2 separate regions of the Homo sapiens genome follow, and region 2 is linked to region 1. A link is a contact called in ENCODE Hi-C or POLR2A ChIA-PET data. All regions are on one chromosome and are shown on one strand. Each heading gives the region's core, a stretch centred on a gene start or an enhancer-like site at or near the end of the contact. The rest is flanking DNA. Distances are from core to core; before and after follow the strand shown.

Evidence for each region. Hi-C counts contacts between places; a loop is a spot of excess contacts on that map. ChIA-PET counts read pairs that join two places held with the same protein, here RNA polymerase II (POLR2A). Pooled maps may share reads with other maps.
Region 2: a loop to region 1 is called in a pooled map, with 2.2 times the contacts of the local background. The contact joins two enhancer-like sites. A Hi-C loop is called at or near these places in 1 of 50 pooled maps. POLR2A ChIA-PET finds 5 or more read pairs at or near these places in 2 of 52 experiments (T-cell and activated naive CD4-positive, alpha-beta T cell).

The regions. Positions count from the first base shown.
Region 1 is chr14:51,901,657-51,907,548 of GRCh38, reverse strand. The region is part of intron 2 of GNG2 (G protein subunit gamma 2); the gene reads right to left. Among named protein-coding and RNA genes, the nearest start is that of GNG2, 44 kb to the right of the region's middle. Within about 2 kb of position 1,753, at least 6 of the 41 ENCODE cell types and tissues checked have a DNase peak (open chromatin) inside an H3K27ac peak, as active enhancers do.
Region 2 is chr14:52,018,831-52,025,521 of GRCh38, reverse strand. NID2 (nidogen 2) reads left to right here. Exons shown (of 22, transcript NM_007361.4): 13 at 5,344-5,463; 14 at 6,228-6,461. Among named protein-coding and RNA genes, the nearest start is that of RTRAF, 33 kb to the right of the region's middle. RefSeq lists an enhancer at 4,317-4,611. Within about 2 kb of position 1,746, at least 3 of the 41 ENCODE cell types and tissues checked have a DNase peak (open chromatin) inside an H3K27ac peak, as active enhancers do.

The DNA.
Region 1 (5,892 bases), core at 504-3,003:
TTGTTTCCTTGCTAAAGGCAATCTCTGATGAAAGAGGAATGGACTCCTTTTCAATACAGGTTTAGTTTTGCTGAACACCAAATGCAGAGAGGGAAATGAATTCTCACTGCAGAAATTCTTCTGCTATTACCGTTGTTATACTTCTACTTAAGACCCTTAATTTCAATGCTTTTGAATCCAGCCATAAATATCTGTTCAAATAGTTGTAGGATGATTTATTTTCTGTTTAAAATGGTTTGTACATGTATTTTTATATAACTAAAAAATGTCTGAATGAATCAGCACTTCACAAATCAATGACAGGTCAGAGGAGCATGGCCAGCATGTCTGGAAGGAACCAATTTCTCCCATAGCACCATCAATTCATTGCTAGCTCGGTCCAAGGAGACTTGGCAGTGGCTGTCAGCCTGAATAAAATCCAGGAGCCGTCATGCCTGTGCTGCCAGCGTGGCTTAGTGATAAAGTCACGGAGTCCCTGTAAAAGATTCTCCAGCGGCCGGGCACGGTGGCTCATGCCTGTAATCCCAGCACTTTGGGAGGCCAAGGCAGGCGGATCACGAGGTCAGGAGATCGAGACCATCCTGGCTAACACGGTGAAACCCCGTCTCTACTAAAAATACAAAAAATTAGCCGGGTGTGGTGGCGGGCACCTGTAGTCCCAGCTACTCGGGAGGCTGAGGCAGGAGAATGGCGTGAACTCTGGAGGCGGAGCTTGTAGTAAGCCGAGATTGCGCCACTGCACTCCAGCCTGGGCGAAAGAGCAAGACTCCGTCTCAAAAAAAAAAAAAAAAGAGATTCTCCAGCAGGCTGCATGCAAAATATATTCTACACACATATGTTCTATTTTCGTGATTATAGGGAGATGCCAGTGTGACAGATCAATTGCAAATTCATTTAAAAATACTGTACAATTAATAGCTTTCTCAACCAATGGATATTAAAAGTACATCTCTTATCCTATAATGTATTGAGATTTATAAAATGCTTTTAAAAAGAAATCTTTTCCAATTCAAAGTGTTGGGAATTATTGTTCTAGAGATGCCAATGCAAGGTTAAAAAATTCTTATTCTTCACTAAGATATAATGGCATTCTAATCCAGTTTTACCACTCTGTAAAAGTAAAAACTCAGTAAATTGATTAAACCAAATCATGCTTCAGGAATAAATTTACATTTACAGAATACTAATTTTAAACAAAAAAAGAGAATAGGCTCATTATATATCAGTAAGTATGGTACATAAAATGTATCACAATGTCTTCATTCCTAGTAGGTTTTTTAAAAAAACAAAGCTTAATATGAAATAGTTAAATAAAGAAGGAGGCAGGAGGAAAGGGGCAGGGCCCCTGAGGGTCAGGTGGTAGGAAAGGCAGAGAGTAAAAATTCTTGCCTCATTTGGGAAGCCCAGATTCTAGCAACTTCTGTGCAATAAAGTGATAGCAATAGTCCCCTGAGTTTATTAGCTGAGAAGGGTGAAGAAGGAAAATGCTATCTGTTTCAGTTCTCTGTTGTACCGAAGGGTACCCTGTGTATTAGTCTGTTCTCATGCTGCTAATAAAGACATACCCAAGACTGAGTAATTTATAAAGGAAATGACTCACAGTTCTGCACGGCTGGGGAGGCCTCAGGAAATTTACAATAACGGCATAAGTGGAAGCAAACACATCCTTCTTCACATGGCAGCAGCAAGGAAAAGTGCCGAGTAAAATTGGGGAAAGCCCCTTATAAAACCATCAGATCTTGTGAGAACTCACTAGCTATCATAACAACAGGATGGGGGAAACTTCCCCGATGATTCAATTATTTCCACCTGGTCCCTCCCACAACACGTGGGGATTATGGGAACTACAACTCAAGATGAGATTTGGGTGGGGACACAGCCAAACCATATCACCCTGCCAAAGAATATCCCCTCTGTTGCCATGGTTGACTTCTATGGCAAATTCAGCTTCTGCTCTTTTGGAACTTGTCTTGTCATTCAGACTGAAAGAGTAAAGGTAACTAAGGTGGATCTAAGGTGCCTAAATTTATTTTTATTTTTTCACTGTTAATCTAAAGGTATGGTCAGAAAAGCTCAGCCAAACCATGTAGTGAGGTATTTAGGATGAAAATTTTATTGCAATTTTAACACAGATGATCATTTTTATTTTCAAGATACTTATCTACTGTAGTTTTCGTTTATATGGTAAACAGAAAATATAAACCCCCTTAAAGATTGAAAACCACAGCTATCTCACAATAAAAACGTAAAACAAATATACTTCCACAAATAATTCTTTCAAATATTATTGAATCTTAAGTGTCTAGGAAGCAAGAATAGACTTTTCTCAAGATTGGAGCCACAGTGAAAGGTAAATAGTTATTTGGGACAAACTATTTCCAATCCCTGAGTGATGGGGTGATTCAGGAGCATGGATGCAGCGAGCCAACCAAGTCAGAAGTTGCAGAGAATATAAACTCCTCCATCTCCCACAATTCCTCACACTCACATAACAAGAAACTGACACTAAAAAATATTCAATACAATGGCAAAAGAAAAAATATTTTTAAGTGTAGATATATTTCCATTTACATTTATCTGTCAAGATCTGTCAGAACCTACATATCCAAACCGTAATGTCCTGTGTGTCCCCAGCTGACTGGGCAATCAGGCAGACGTAGCGACTGTTTGAAGATGTCTCATATATCAATGGGCACAAAGTGCTTTCCGAAGAATAATTTTTTAAAGAAATGAAGCTGATCGACAACTTGCTAAGACACAAATATGACACCGAAAACTCAACTTGAATCTCACAATGGGTGTGGACACAAACACCTTTAGTCTTGATGTTGCGCTTGTTTTTGGAGCATGAGTGAGTCAAAAAGCTTGAAGTTTGGTATTAAAATATTTTTAATCATTGCATCTAGTTTCCCTCTTTCTCAACACTAGAGTGAAAGGGGTATATATACAGAGCAGTTACATCAGTCTGTGAAGCCCAGGCCCCTGCACAGATCATGCTGCAGCTGCCTTAGCTGGGAGTGGGTGGGCCAGGGCAGTTCATCCCAACAACATCTCCGTATGGTGCTCTGAGTAACCCCAAGTGAATCCCTCTCTGTAAAGAATTCTAACACATCCTATGCAAGATGGTAAGGCACTTTTACTATTCTTTGCCCCTCCTTTCTCTCTCTTCCTAGGTTCTGAGGCAGAGGCTAAAATTCATTTCCCAGGCTCCCTTGCAGCTACGGTACAGGTACACACTCAGGCTCCTGCCAGACCCTGAACTGGAAGCTGGTAATGTGGAGAATCAGTGATGGTACATGTGGGTGTGATGGCAGCTACTCTGGGCTTTCAGAGACAGCTGTGGCAGCAATTCCAGTGGCAGTTTTTGAGCACCCAGGGTCAGGTGTCGGCTGTGTGAGCTGTGGTGTTTGCATCCAATAGAGGCAGGCGAGGTACCTTCTTAGGATCAGCTCTGTGGTGTGATTTGAGTGTTATTCTGTCTACCCATCCTGCATGTCTGAAGATTCTCTAGCTCTCCTGAGATTCTCTGAGCATTGCATGCCTTTTGAGAAATTCCTTCTATGGTAAAGTTCACCAAAGCTGCTGACTACTGCTTTTATAAGAATGCCCATGGTGGATACAGCTTGGGAACAGAACAAAATTCTCTGAGGTTGGAGTCCTTGTTATTTGCAGCAAAGGTTATTTGATTAGGATTTGGGTCACAGCTACCCTGTCACTGTCTGAGTTCTTCCCAAACCATAGAGTTGGTGGTGGTTTTCATTTTCTGACCTTGCAGGGACACAAGGGAAAATATTGAGTACATCTGTGAAAGTCCCTGCCATCTTCTAAGGATTTATCGTGCAGGTCTATGCTACTCAAATAATGATATTCTTCTTGATCTTAGAGGAAAAAAAGAGAATTGAAAAACTCCAGAAAAGACTGGAAATCGTAGAGGTCTGGAACTGTGTGTGTTCACTGCCATAGGGAAAGTATTTTTTTAAAATAATACAATAACCCAAAAACAGATTTCTTTCTGCCTTGCCCAAGATTTTGAACATCACCAATAATATTTGAGCAGCTGTGAGCACATAAGTCCACGCCCTTGCTCAAACCACATATTAAATATAATCAATTCTTGTTATTCATGGTAGTTATGTTCTATAAATTGCCAAAAACACAGAGCATTGCATCTAGCAAAAATATGGGGTTAGGTTGCTTGGAGCCTCTGTTAAACATTTTGGTCAACCAATCAACATATAACCTTGTTTTCTGTGTGCTTCTGTTTAAAAGACATCTTATTTAATATCTATTGTTGATTCATTAACATTAAACTGGAGGTAAATATAATCACTTGAAATGATTACATATGAAATATATCATTTCAAATATAAAGCATTATATTTCACTGAACTATTGGGTATGTAAATTGCTTGTAGTTTTTACTATTATAAATAGCTCTACTGTAAACAATTTTAAAGAAAGTTTTCATTTTCTTTACCATCATTTCCTGAGGATAAATACCCCAAACAGGTTGAAGAAAGTAAGTATCCCTGATTGCTTATAATAAACTAAGTAGGTCCTTTCAGAAAGTGATGACTAGCTTTCCTGTTTCCACAATAGTTCTCCTGCATTGAATTTTTCTTTCTCCTGCATTGGATTTTATTTTATTTTTCCTTCTTTTTGAGATGAGGTCTCCCTCTGTTACCCAGGTTGGAGTACAGTGGTGCAATCATGGCTCACTGCAGCCTCGACCTGCCAGACTCAAATGATCCTCTGACCTCAGCCTCCAGGGTAGCTGAGACTACAGTTGTGCACTGCCCGGCTAATTTTTTAAATTTTTTGTACAGACAGTGTCTCTCTATGTTGTCCAGGCTGGTCTTGAACTCTTGGATTCAAGCAATCTCCCACCTTCGCCTCCCAAAGTGCTAGGATTATAGGCATGAGCCACCATGCCTAGCCTATTTCTTTAATTTTAATAAATTAATAGATATGACTATATCTCATTTTTGTTTTCGTTTGCATTTACTTAATTACTGGTGAGGTTGAAGAGTTGTTCATACATTGACTCAGTTATTCATTCAATTAATTAACATTTATCAAGCTCCTACTAGGCAGACCAGGAAACCAGGCCTGTGTCAGACACTGTCCCTGCCTTTGGGGGAACCTCTCCTCCACCTGTCTTTACTTTTATACAAACTGCCTGTTAAAATTCAACTATCTGCTTATAGGAGGCTTGTGCCATCTTTTTAGCTTGAATAAGCACTTTATGTAATATAGAAAACAAATATGTACCTATTATATTTTCAATATCTTCCCAATTTACTCTTTTCTTAGTTTTGATGGTTTGGTTAAATAACTATAATTTTTATATAGCCAGAAATAACAGTCATACTCAAAATAAAAATATTTAATAATTAGAAAGATAAAATATCAATATGTGATAAAATCAAAAATATTTAATCAAAATCTATTTAAAATTTCTTTTGTTTGCTGAATTAACTATATCCTAAAATATACATGCTACATTATGGAGAAAATAATTTCCAAAATATTCTGGAAATTTCCAAATCATTGGTCTTTTTTTTTTTTTTTTTTTTTTTTTTTTTACAGATTGTTATTGTGATCTTAGTTGATGTAGCTATCACCTAGCTAAGTGATGCTCCTGTTCAAACCATGTAATAACCACATCAATAACTTCACTGTTATACTGACAGTCTGCTCCTGGGCATACTGCAGGCTCTGCACTACTGGGTTATTATATACCTGGATGCTAATGCCTCCCAGAGGGCCTATGCTCCAACTGACTCTGCCCCTGCACCCCCATTCTCCCCAACCCCCACTTCCAAAACACTGCCACCAATGCCACCTGCTCCACTGCCTGCTTTGTCATCCCTGACAACGTAGAGCAGAGGG
Region 2 (6,691 bases), core at 497-2,996, 120 kb before region 1:
TTCAGATATTCTATTATAAACAACAGGAAATTGACTAATACAGATGGTAACCCTCAGTTGGGATTCCTGTGTGTCTTGGTATTAGGCCCAGTAATGTAAGAAGACTATGGACCTCTTGAATAAACACCCCTAGCTCTAGATAAAGAGTATTTCCCAATTAGAATGAGGTAGATTTGTAATTCACAGATGTTTGTCCCACTTAACCAGCCAGGAGCTCCATCTGTCATAGATATACTGGTGAGAAAACATTGAGTATATCTATAATAGATACACTCTTTACAGATACCCTCTACAGGTATGGAGTTCAGGGTGAGGTGCCAAAGCCTGACAGTGGGAATGATGCTTTTCCTTCGTGTGGAACACATCGTTTGTTTGGTTTAACCCTAGTACCAGCTCTAAGAAATGTGAATCCACTGAGAAAAATCTTGTCTGTAGAATTTATTTAAACATCTGGCTGCTCAGATCAGCAGAGATGGTGCTTTTAAAATATTTAGTTCCTTAGCTCTCTGGTTTAAAGCAAAGAAGTTGAAATTAATTTCAGCCTAGATATGATGAGTGTTAATCAGAATATTAATTTAGATTAGATGCTGCATGCTTTGATCACTTCTACAATGATTCTCTCCCTCCTTTTTTCTTCTACTTGTCCTGCAAGACTTTGATTACCTTCTGGGGTCATGTTAGGGCTCTGAAATTGACTACTTTTCCATATTGGGAATTTAAGTATTGTCATTTTTTAATTTGCCCTATTTTTGTCATTTTCAATTGTCCCTATTTTATTTCTGGTTCTCTGCTTTTAGGATTCTTTCCAAAGCCTACAAACTAAAAATATGCCAAACCCATCAGGTGCTTCCCCCAGTGTATTGGTTATCTATTGCTGTATAATAAATTACCCTAAAATGTAGCAGCTTCAAGCAATAGACATTTAATATCAGTGGTCCAGGGACCTGGGAATGGCTCAGCTGGGTCCTGTGCTTTAGGATCTCTCACAAGGCCACAGTCAAAGTGTCTGGTGGGTCAGTGGTCTCATCTGAAGGCTTAACTGGGGAAAGATCCACTCGTGGTTATGGGCAGGATTCGGTTCTTTGAGGACCATTGGATTGAAAGCCTTGGTTCCTTGCTGGTTGTTGGCTGCCTTCAGTTTCTTGCCACTTGGGCCTCTCTAACACTACAGCTTACTTTATTAATGCCAGAGAAAGTCTGCTAGCAAGATGGAAGTCATAATCACAAAAATGACATCCCTTCAATGTTGCTTTATTAATTAAAAGCAAGTTACTGAAAGGGTGGGGATTACACAAGACCATGAATACCACTAGGTAGGGACTGTTGGGGGCCATCTTAGAGGCTGCCTACCACAGCCACTTACCATGTAGTTGTCTTCTAAACTTTCAGATTGTGGAGTAGTAGAGAATGAATGGTCATTTTCCTAAAGACCCATGCATAAATCAGGCTAGGCTAATCATGAAAGTAACTTGAAGAATAAATATTGAAATATATGTGTATGTGTGCATATTTAAAGGCATTCCATAGGGTACATGTGTCTCAGTGACCAAAGAACAGAGGCTGTATTTTGTGGGTGCTATGCATTGTTAAAGCACATGCTCTTTTACTCCATCAAACTAACAATAAGGGGGTGTGGGAGTTTTTCTCCAGCCATAGTTTGTTAAAAAAACCGGCTCCCTGGAGAGGCTGCACTTGGATTTGGGTTCTCAGTCTGGTCTGAGTCACTAGCCAGGAGGCTTTTATCCAAGTAGAGTTAAATCCTCTGCAGCTTCCCTCAATCTGGAGTGATTTCAAACTTGTGTTGGTGTGAGCTGGATATTTCTCAGACATGTTTGTCCTTTTGGATTGTTGTGACTTGGCCAGGTGCAAAAGCAGATTGTCTTGAGTTGGGACCTTCCCAGGAGGAGCAAGTGTGAGTGGAGGAAGCTGGGTTACAGATGGCCCATTACCCAGAGCCATCATTACTCAGGGGCCTGAGGGAAGATACTGACATTATTCTTTCTTGGGTTTCCTGGCGTTTTTTCTTTTCTTATTTTTTTTTAATTTTTATTTATTTATTTATTTTTTTAGGCAGGGTCTTACTTTATCACCCAGGCTGGAGGGCAGTGGTGTGATTACAGCTCACTGCAGCCTCAGCCTTCCAGGCTCAAGTGATCCTCACATCTCAGCCCCCCCAAGTAGCATGCCCAGCTAATTTTGGTATCTCTTGTAGAGATGGGGTTTCATCATGTTGCCCAGGCTTGTCTCAAACTCCTGAGCTCAATCGATCTACCCCCCTCAGCCTCCCAAAGTGCTGGGATTACAGGCGTCAGCCACCACACCCGGCCTAGCTTCTCTCTTCTTTGATAACGAAAGCATGATCTCCATTATGTGCCTGGCCAGGTTTCCTGTTCCAAGAATGTAGGTAGATGTTGGGTATGGTATGGTAAAATCAGTGTGGTTATAGGAGGAGGCAAGGATGAAGCTTGAAAGGAAGTAGTTTATTACACTTACAGGTCTGGAGTGGGTTCACCACATGCCATACAGGGGTACAATCAGCAGGGTGCCCAATTGAACAGATTGTGCAGTAGAGAGAGAGTGGGACCTGTGGGTTGAATCCTTTATTGGGATCTGGGATGGGTTTGAGGTTAATTGATGCCAAGAAATTTCACTGGGCTCAAAGGCAAGTGGGCAGTGGTGAAGGGGCGGGAGCCTGGGGGAACTCGAGGCCAGGGGTTAGGTTTATCATCCAACAGTTCCTGCTGGTTTTGCTCAGTACTTGGGCAGTGAGAAGGATGTTGAAGCACGAAAGCATGAACTCGAAGGATTTTTAACACATTTTCCAAACAGGTTCTTTACTAGCTTAATAGAGTGTAGGATTGCACTGAGATTAAGCTACCTCTCATTACCTGAGTGATAAAGGGGCTCTACGACTTCTTGAACGTTTTTGTCTTTATAGCAGTCCCTACAGGCCCCTGCTAGTAATGACTAAGCATAAGCAGTGGCCTCCTTCTCCTTCTCCAATAAAGTTCCTCCCTTGCCAGGGGGCTGAAAGTCTTTCCATGTTTTCTCTCTTGACATCTGATGTCCTGTGCATGCCCAGGTCCCGGGACTCTAGTCTCTATCATGGTGTGAGAGGCCCTCCAAGGAGGAGTCAGGACTGCGAATTCAGGGAGTCTCAATCTTTGGGGCAGGAATTTCTCACTTGTGATATCTTCAGTCTCTTTGGGGACTTTCTCCTCCTTGTTGGTCATTTCTAATAGTTTCTGTCTACCCAGAACTTTAGTATCTTTGATGATGCCAACAGTATCTGTGGGGAGGAAGGCTGGTCTTTCAGATTGAGTCAGAATTCTTAGGCTGAAGGTTCTAAGCACACCGTTGATTTATTTGGTAGCTCTGGGGAATCCCCTCTCTCTTGAGTTCAAAAGTAACAATAAGAAACTGCTCCATGGGCTCCAGAAATAGGCCCTGTGTCTCAGGAATTCCTGCTTCCTGTCATTGCTTGGGGTTCCTGTTACCATTAGAAGTACTTTTAGCATGCGTATTGTGAATAGCTTTAATTTCCTGCATTCGGCTGAATGTTAATTTTTACAGGTTTAGTTTTACAGCCAGTTTTACAGCCTATTCCAGGTCCAAGGTATTGGATGGTCACCAGTTTTGCCCAGCTGGGCATTTGAATTGTCCTGTTGAAGAGGCAGAGCCAAGCTCAGGGATAATTATGACAACATTGGTTGATTTCAGGGTAACTGAGGAGCCAATCTGGTTTGTTTCTACCCTTGCAGATGAATTGATATCTGCTTTCTTGCCTTTATAGGCGAAATGATGGTATCCAGGGAGGCCAACCACTCACCTGGGTGGAGACTCTATGGGTTGCATTGAGTTCAGAATTTTTGGGGGAGGACTCCTAGGAACTGATATATGCTGACTAAACTCCCCAGAGACAGAAGATAAGCAGAATACTTACCTTCTAATTATAACATAAGAGATTCCTCTCTAGGGAACAGAACACCTACGCTTAATGCCCAGTGTGTGTACTTAATGGTATTCGAGAAAGCACATTAGTTATTAGAGGATGACCCAGTGACAGTGTGGTCTGGACAAAGGGTGGTGCAGGTAACTCTAGAAGAGGTTCCATGTGGGTCATGGGAGCCTGGGTGAGGAGCTAGCCCTGTTCCCAACCCATTCACATCAAATTTAGGGCTTCAAATATCTGTCTTCCCATGCTGATGTGTCTCTACCATGGGCTGCACCGTATTGATGCAACACATTCTCATTTTCTAGGTTTCACACTGATCACACCATCCCACATTTTTTTTTTTTCTATTCACACATTTTAAAGAAACTTGGTTATTACTATGGATGGAACTACTGCTTTGTTTTATTTTCAGCCAAGCCTTAATCGGACCTACACCCTTTGTTTATCCTCCTTTTACTCTGAAAGACTTCCTGTCTCTTAAAGTAGCTTATCTCATCCCTTGGGCGTTAGTTTTAACCATTCAATTCTCAGAGCTGCTTTTTTTCTGCTGGGGATGGGAGGGGTGGGTGACTTGCTATTGTCGGCATATGCGGATTTCATTAAATAAAAGGAATGTAAGTTGGCTTTTGTTTGAAGTGTCAGGATTTTGTTGTTTTGAGAAATATGATGGTGAAAATTAATCCTCATGGTGCTATGTGGAGAGTGTAGGGGCCTGAATTGTTTGTACTGATATGCCTGGCAAATTTAGATTTCCATTTTGTAAGTATTATTTCAAAACCCTAGATAATATTTTTTTCTTATTTCTTCTAAAAGTGGAAAGTAAAGAAAATACCTGGTTAATGGGGGTGTGGTTCTAGATAGTAAGATTCTAATTAGTCAAGACAGAATGTGCTTCTTAGCTGAAAAATATTTGGGCCTCATCTGGCTCCTTTGCATCTACAGACGAATGTTACAGGGAGATGGTGCCAACAACGAAAGAAAAAAAAACCATTGTTGGATATATTTGTCTTTATTGCAGCATTGCTGAAAGGAAGTTAATGACTTATAGTCTAAAGGTTAGTTCAAAGGTAATAACTTCCTTGAATTCACTGTCAATGAAACATGCTGTAAGATGTGTTGTTTTTTTCTGTGAGCGACTACCCATTTGATTTCTACACTGAACACGTTTAGTCTAGTGTGTTAACTCACATGTTCCTTGATTTTTTTTCTTCCTTTCTATTAAGCTTACCTTTAGGTGTCAGCATTTTTCTGCTCATGCTCAAAGGTCTTCTGAAGCTGACACCTCACTGGGTGTTGATCCACATATCCAAAGCCCATGCAGTCGCACAGATTGTGTGAGTGAAGTCATAGTGTTCTTTGCTTCTTTCTTCTGTTTCTGACCTCTGCAGATGTAGATGAATGCTCAGAAAACAGATGTCACCCTGCAGCTACCTGCTACAATACTCCTGGTTCCTTCTCCTGCCGTTGTCAACCCGGATATTATGGGGATGGATTTCAGTGCATACCTGGTAAGTTTCAGAGGGCCAGATTAGGCACATGAATCTCTTAGCTCCTTCAAGGATATTTTTCTATGACAGCCCACTCTTGATTTAGCCTGGTCTGGAGCCTTGGTGGATTTTCCAAGCTGTGGATTTTTTTCCTTGGTTACCTCCTGCTGCCTAGTTTACTGATAGTTCACTGATTCGTAACATTTCTGGAGGCCTGCGGGAGACGACCCACCCATCGTCCTACCTCATAGCCCCTCTGGTTAACTGCCCTAGTGATCTGCTTGACCTTGATGAGTGCAATTTGGATGAAGTGTTGAGATCAAGCTTATTAAGCAGAGCCTTATGCGCCGGTAGCCAGGGTTAAGCCCGTGGCGACCGTGTTAGAGGAGCTTGGCTAGCTTGGTGCAGTCTCGTGAGTGGTGAGTGCCGTTGGCTTGCAGCTTCTCAGACTTAACCTGTGGGCCTCAGGGCATGAATGAGCTTTGGCTTGTTTTCTCCAGAGTCTCTTGGGATGTTGGGCAGATGCCACCGCTATCCCTCATTTTCCCCAGATGACAATAGGGAGGGGCCGGGCTGCTTTACACTTAGAGCCAGCTAGGGACCTATAGGATGAACTAGAAGAACTGGAGAGAAATGAGGTAAATAGTGGCAAGGTATTATAAAATAAGAATCTCGGGCTCCAAAATCCCAGCGCTTTTCCATGCCACGCTGTGGGCTGGTGAAGTGGATGGGTTGCAATGCCTTCTATTTCTCTTTTGTGTCTTCCTCTGCCTTGATCCTGGAAGACTCCACCTCAAGCCTGACACCCTGTGAACAACAGCAGCGCCATGCCCAGGCCCAGTATGCCTACCCTGGGGCCCGGTTCCACATCCCCCAATGCGACGAGCAGGGCAACTTCCTGCCCCTACAGTGTCATGGCAGCACTGGTTTCTGCTGGTGCGTGGACCCTGATGGTCATGAAGTTCCTGGTACCCAGACTCCACCTGGCTCCACCCCGCCTCACTGTGGACCATCACCAGGTGAGCTTAGGCCTGGGGCTCAAGAAGCAGAATGGCACTGGTGGTAGGTAGATCATAATTCCTGCCCAGACCACGCAGGCACGGGGCCAGTCACCATCCTTCATAGCCTCTTTCCTCCTGAGAAGACTTGAATAATAGTGCGTACAAATATGCATGTTTGTGTCATAAGGACATAGAGATATGCAATACATGACACATATGATCTGTTACACATTTGCCTCTTAGACCCT